Regions from separate parts of the Homo sapiens genome. Here region 1 is linked to region 2. A link is a contact called in ENCODE Hi-C or POLR2A ChIA-PET data. All regions are on one chromosome and are shown on one strand. Each heading gives the region's core, a stretch centred on a gene start or an enhancer-like site at or near the end of the contact. The rest is flanking DNA. Distances are from core to core; before and after follow the strand shown. Region 1 holds the start of ABHD16B (abhydrolase domain containing 16B). Region 2 overlaps ZBTB46 (zinc finger and BTB domain containing 46).

Region 1 (2,700 bases), core at 70-2,569, 70 kb after region 2:
TTGGAACATACTTATACCCAAAAAGTATTTGTTTATTTGTAATTCCAATTTAACTGGCATATTATTCTGTATTTTATCTGGCAACCTAGAATGGGGGTAATAGCCCCCCAAATCGCTCCCTTTGTTAATTGGTCCCTGTCTTCTGTCCCCCAACCCCTAAAGGCAGCAGCTGACTCCCCCAACTAGGGGCGGGGCCTGTTAGGGTCAGGCAGTGCCTCTAACCCAGACGCTGAGCAGGAGAGCAGAGAGGGGGTGCTTCAGCCTGAAACTACCCCTTCCCCAGAAGGCTGGGGTCCCAGGCGGGCCTGGCACCTGGGCTCAGAGGCTCTGGCTGGATTTGCCAAACTCCCTGATTGTAGCATGTTTGTTTCTGGTCTGGGGAGCTGTTGAGTACCTGGAGCTGCCCTCTTCCCTGGGGCTCCTCCTGGCAGGCGGCTTCCGACCCTGCCCTCAGGTGGGCTGGCCCTTTCCAGGGCAGGAGAAAAGATACCTCTCCAGAAAAGAGGGAGGCGCAGCCTGGGAGTGGGGGCTCGACCCAGGAGCGAGAAAGAGGAACCCCAGCCAGGCAGGACCCGCCCCAGAAGGTCACTGCTGTTGCTGGCAGCCAGTGAAAAGAGGATCCAGAAAAGGAGAGGGCTTGTTTCTGGTCAGCACCGAAGAAGGAAGGTGTGGAGAGGAGGGGCCGGGCCGAGAGCAAATACCGCCTTTTTGGTGCAGCAGCAGCCCTGTCTCTGACCCCGGCCGTCCTGGGGAGATGAGGTTTAAACCAGCAGACCCTGAAGGGAAACTTGCAGGACCCACAGCAAGCCTGGTACAGGCGGAGGAGGCCTTGCTGTCCCTTTTTGGCCCGTGGGGCTGTCCATCTTAAATTTAAGGAAGAGGGAGGCGGGGTGCAGGGACTCACACCTGTAATCCCAACACTGTGGGAGGTGGAGGCGGGGTGCAGGGACTCACACCTGTAATCCCAACACTGTGGGAGGTGGAGGCGGGAGGATCGCTTGAGCCCAGGGGTTCAAGACCAGCCTAGGCAGCATAGTGAGACCCCATCTCAATTTAATAAATAAATAAGGAAGAAAGAGGGAGACAGTAGCTGCTCAAATCATGGGTGGGAAAGCTGGGCCTGGGAGCGTTTAGCTGGTGGGGTCTTGGCGAAGGCGGGGGACGGGCAGAACCTTGGGTTCATCATCTCTGGGAACCCTTTGTGCACCCATCACCTAGCAACAGGATGCAGCCTTCCCTCCGCCCTGGAAGGCCAGGTCACAAAGGCCATCAGGGCTTGTCCGGGAGCCGGTATCCCCTAAGACTGCCCTGTGCCTCTCGCGGCGATCCCGGCCCAGCGGCTGGGCGTTAGGGCCACCGCTCATGTGCGTCATCTGCTTCGTGAAGGCGCTGGTGCGCGTGTTCAAGATCTACCTGACCGCCAGCTACACCTACCCATTCCGCGGCTGGCCCGTGGCCTTCCGCTGGGATGACGTGCGCGCCGTGGGCCGGAGCAGCAGCCACCGGGCGCTGACCTGCGCGGCAGCCGCGGCGGGCGTGTGGTTGCTGCGGGACGAGACGCTGGGCGGGGATGCGCTGGGGCGGCCTCCACGTGGGGCGCGCAGCCAGGCGCAGTGCCTCTTGCAGCAGCTCCGCGAGCTGCCCGGCCAGCTCGCTAGCTACGCGCTGGCCCACTCGCTGGGCCGCTGGCTCGTGTACCCCGGCTCCGTGTCCCTGATGACGCGCGCGCTGCTGCCGCTGCTGCAGCAGGGCCAAGAGCGCCTCGTGGAGCGCTACCACGGCCGGCGCGCCAAGCTGGTGGCCTGTGACGGCAACGAGATCGACACTATGTTCATGGACCGCCGCCAGCACCCGGGCAGCCACGTGCACGGGCCGCGCCTCGTCATCTGCTGCGAAGGCAACGCGGGCTTCTACGAGATGGGCTGTCTGTCTGCACCGCTCGAGGCCGGCTACTCCGTGCTGGGCTGGAACCACCCCGGCTTCGGCAGCAGCACTGGCGTGCCCTTCCCTCAGCACGACGCCAACGCCATGGACGTGGTGGTCGAGTACGCACTGCACCGCCTGCACTTCCCGCCCGCGCACCTGGTGGTCTACGGCTGGTCTGTTGGCGGCTTCACGGCCACCTGGGCCACCATGACCTACCCGGAGCTGGGTGCACTGGTGCTGGACGCCACCTTCGACGACCTTGTGCCGCTGGCGCTGAAGGTCATGCCCCACAGTTGGAAGGGGCTGGTGGTGCGCACCGTGCGCGAGCACTTCAACCTCAACGTGGCCGAGCAGCTGTGCTGCTACCCGGGGCCGGTGCTGCTGCTCCGACGCACGCAGGATGACGTGGTCAGCACTTCGGGCCGCCTGCGCCCCCTGTCACCTGGTGACGTGGAGGGCAACCGGGGCAATGAGCTGCTGCTGCGCCTGCTGGAGCACCGCTACCCCGTCGTGATGGCGCGAGAGGGCCGCGCCGTCGTCACCCGCTGGCTGCGCGCTGGCAGCTTGGCGCAGGAGGCCGCCTTCTATGCACGCTACCGCGTGGACGAGGACTGGTGCCTGGCGCTGCTGCGCTCCTACCGTGCACGCTGCGAAGAGGAGCTGGAGGGCGAGGAGGCCCTGGGGCCACACGGACCCGCCTTCCCATGGCTGGTGGGCCAGGGCCTGAGCTCGCGGCGGCGCCGGCGCCTCGCACTGTTCCTGGCTCGGAAGCAC
Region 2 (2,700 bases), core at 90-2,589:
GCGGCTGACATCACCTCGATGACGTTCCTGCTGGTGAGCGCCAGGTGCGCTGAGTACATGAAGTCGATGATGGCCTTGAAGCCCTGGGCCGTGACGATGTCCAGGTGCGTGACCGTGGCCTGCTCCGACGTCTTCTGCACCTGGCAGTAGAGCGTCTTGAAGTAGCGGCTGCTGCCCAGCAGGACGTTCTTGTGCGCCTTGAAGACCTTGCCCTCCACGACCACGCAGACGTCGCACAGGACGCCGTGCTGCCTCTGCTCGTTGAGCTCCCGCAGCAGGTGCCGGTAGTGGGACGTGATTTCCATATCTTCCTTTCGGTTGTTCATTTGGAAGCCCTGGTGTCGCCTCTTCTACAGACTCTGTGGAGGTAAGAACAAGAGTTACCCAAGCTCAGCACAGACAGAGGCCGTGAGAGGACGCCGGGCGGGGCGCAGGAGGGCCATGGGGCACAGAGTGCGGCCAGTGGGAGGACGACCCACGCGAGAGCCCATCCACAGGTGTGCAGCGGGAGGCCTGTGTCTCCGCCTGAAGCAGGGCAGCAAACACCGGAGGGCACCAGTGCGTCCAGGGTGGGACGTCTGCCACGTGTTTCCGTGCTCGAGGCTAATGGGGTTCTGAACAGAATCCCACATACGGCAACTGGCATATCCCAGGAACGATGAGAACACCCAGCCGTGGCTGAGCAACTCTTACCCAAACTGAGAACTCGGTTAAATGACCTACACTGTGGCCATCCCTCACGCTTGAAGAAACATTCTTAAGGAAAAAGAATAAAACTTCCAGGCTGGGCGCGGTGGCTCATGCCTGTAATCCCAGCAATCTGGGAGGCCGAGGAGGGTGGAGCACAAGGTCAGGAGATCGAGACCATCCTGGCCAACATGGTGAAACCCTGTCTCTACTAAAAATACAAAAAAAGCAGCTGGGCATGGTGGCGGGAGCCTGTAGTCCCAGCTATTCAGGAGGCTGAGGCAGGAGAATGGCGTGAACCCGGGAGGCGGAGCCTGCAGTGAGCCGAGATCGCGCCAGTGCACTCCAGCCTGGGCGACAGGGCGAGACTCCATCTCAAAAAAAAAAAAAAAAAAAAAAAACTTCTTACACAAAAAACCACAGAATAAGGAATTAAAGCATTCATAGCCTTAGTCCTGAAAATTTCCAAAACTCTGAGCTCAAACGAGCTGAAGTCTTCTGGAGGAGGGAGGCTTCCTGGCTTAGGCCTGGGTCCCTGCCCAGCACTGGGACAGGGCAGGAGGGAGCTCAGGCCCTGCGGCTGCCAGCGCCCTGGACGTCTGAGACACGACTGGTCTCTGGGTCCCCCTCATCAGAAGACAGCCCTGCCTCACAGAGTCACAGGACACACAGAATCATTTCTGAATTGGGTACACCCCGTCCCGGAGTCTCTCCTGTCTCTCCTTAGACTCAGGGATGTGAGTCCTCCGCCTGTTCTCGTCTGCTGGGGCCGCCCTATCAAGCCTGGGAGGCTCAAACAACAGAAACGTATTCTCAAGTCCAGAATCAGGATGTCGGCCGAGCTGGTGCCTGTTCCAGCCCCTCCCCCAGCCGGCGTTCTGTGTGGAGGCATCGCACGAGCTCTGCCTCTGTCTCAACACGGCTTCTCCCGGTGTGCACGTCTGTGTCCAAATGTCACCCTTTCACAAGGACACCAGTCGTCCGGGAGTAGGGGCCCACCCCCACGGCCTCATCTTAATTAATCATATCCACAGTGACCCTGTTTCCAATAAGGTCACATTCTGGGGTCCTAGGGGGCTAGAACTTCCACAGACAAATCGTAAGGGGACACGTTCACCCCACAGCCCTGCCTGGGAAAGAAACAGTGGTTGGGTCTCTCCCGTTACAAACCCCATTCTCCAGCTGATAAGTCAAGTAGGACTCACCTGAAATGCTAAATGTGTTTAATAGGAGAAAACTAAGCGAGCGTGGGAGTATTACATGTCCTTCCGGCAAGGAGCCCCCACATGCAGCCCTCATGGGGGACGGGGTCGGGGGCTCAGCAGTTTTGTATCACACACTCCTGGGCTCCGACTGGTTACGACATACACACCTTCACTTAGTCATGACAGAATATTTTCTTCTTTTTTTTTTTTTGAGACGGAGTCTCGCTCTGTCCCCCAGGCTGGAGTGCAGTGGTTTGATCTCCGCTCACTGCAAGCTCCGCTCCCAGGTTCATGCCATTCTCCTGCCTCAGCCTCCCGAGTAGCTGGGACTACAGACACCCGCCACCACGCCTGGCTGACATTTTTGTATTTTTAGGAGAGATGGGGTTTCACCATTTTGGCCAGGCTGGTTTCAAACTCCTGACCTCAGATGATCCACCCGCCTCGGCCTCTCAAAGTGCTGGGATTACAGGCGTGAGCCACCACGCCCAGCCTAAAATGTCCTGAGAAAAGTAATTATTCTGTCTCACATTTCACAGGCCGGGAAGATGAGGTAGAAAGGAGAGAGAAGCTTTTGTGCCTGTCTCTGCCTTCAGGGTCCTGGGCCATCCCCTCCTTGGATGGTGTGGGGTTCCCAGGCCCCCACAGCCGGTGTTGCCTGCCGGGAGACGCGCTGCAGAAGACCGGGCCCAGCCTCCCCTTCACTTCCTGCCCGCCGGGCACGAGGGCTGTGACGGCGGTGACCGCTGACCATTACAGGAAGGGCCTCAAGCCCCCAAGATGCCAAGACCAGGCCCCCGCCTGACTC

What was found. A loop is a pair of places that touch in the nucleus more often than their neighbours do. ChIA-PET counts read pairs that join two places held with the same protein, here RNA polymerase II (POLR2A). Pooled maps may share reads with other maps.
Region 1: a loop to region 2 is called in a map of heart right ventricle, with 5 times the contacts of the local background. The contact joins the promoter of ABHD16B here to the enhancer-like site in region 2. A Hi-C loop is called at or near these places in 76 of 168 maps with a recorded cell type or tissue (B cell, CD14-positive monocyte, CD4-positive, alpha-beta T cell and 44 more), 37 of 37 single-sample maps with no recorded cell type and 49 of 50 pooled maps. POLR2A ChIA-PET finds 5 or more read pairs at or near these places in 21 of 52 experiments (AG04450, BJ, CD4-positive, alpha-beta T cell and 16 more).

What each region holds. Positions count from the first base shown.
Region 1 is chr20:63,860,179-63,862,878 of GRCh38, forward strand. It overlaps ABHD16B (abhydrolase domain containing 16B), which reads left to right and starts at 1,320. Exons shown (of 1, transcript NM_080622.4): 1 at 1,320-2,700. The coding sequence starts at 1,363. ABHD16B-AS1 (ABHD16B antisense RNA 1) reads right to left here. Exons shown (of 2, transcript NR_165314.1): 2 at 1,037-2,700.
Region 2 is chr20:63,790,432-63,793,131 of GRCh38, forward strand. It overlaps ZBTB46 (zinc finger and BTB domain containing 46), which reads right to left. Exons shown (of 5, transcript NM_001369741.1): 2 at 1-359. The coding sequence starts at 326. Among named protein-coding and RNA genes, the nearest start is that of ZBTB46-AS1, 16 kb to the right of the region's middle. Within about 2 kb of position 1,340, at least 8 of the 41 ENCODE cell types and tissues checked have a DNase peak (open chromatin) inside an H3K27ac peak, as active enhancers do; they include heart left ventricle, heart right ventricle, ovary and 2 more, where a contact is called at or near this core.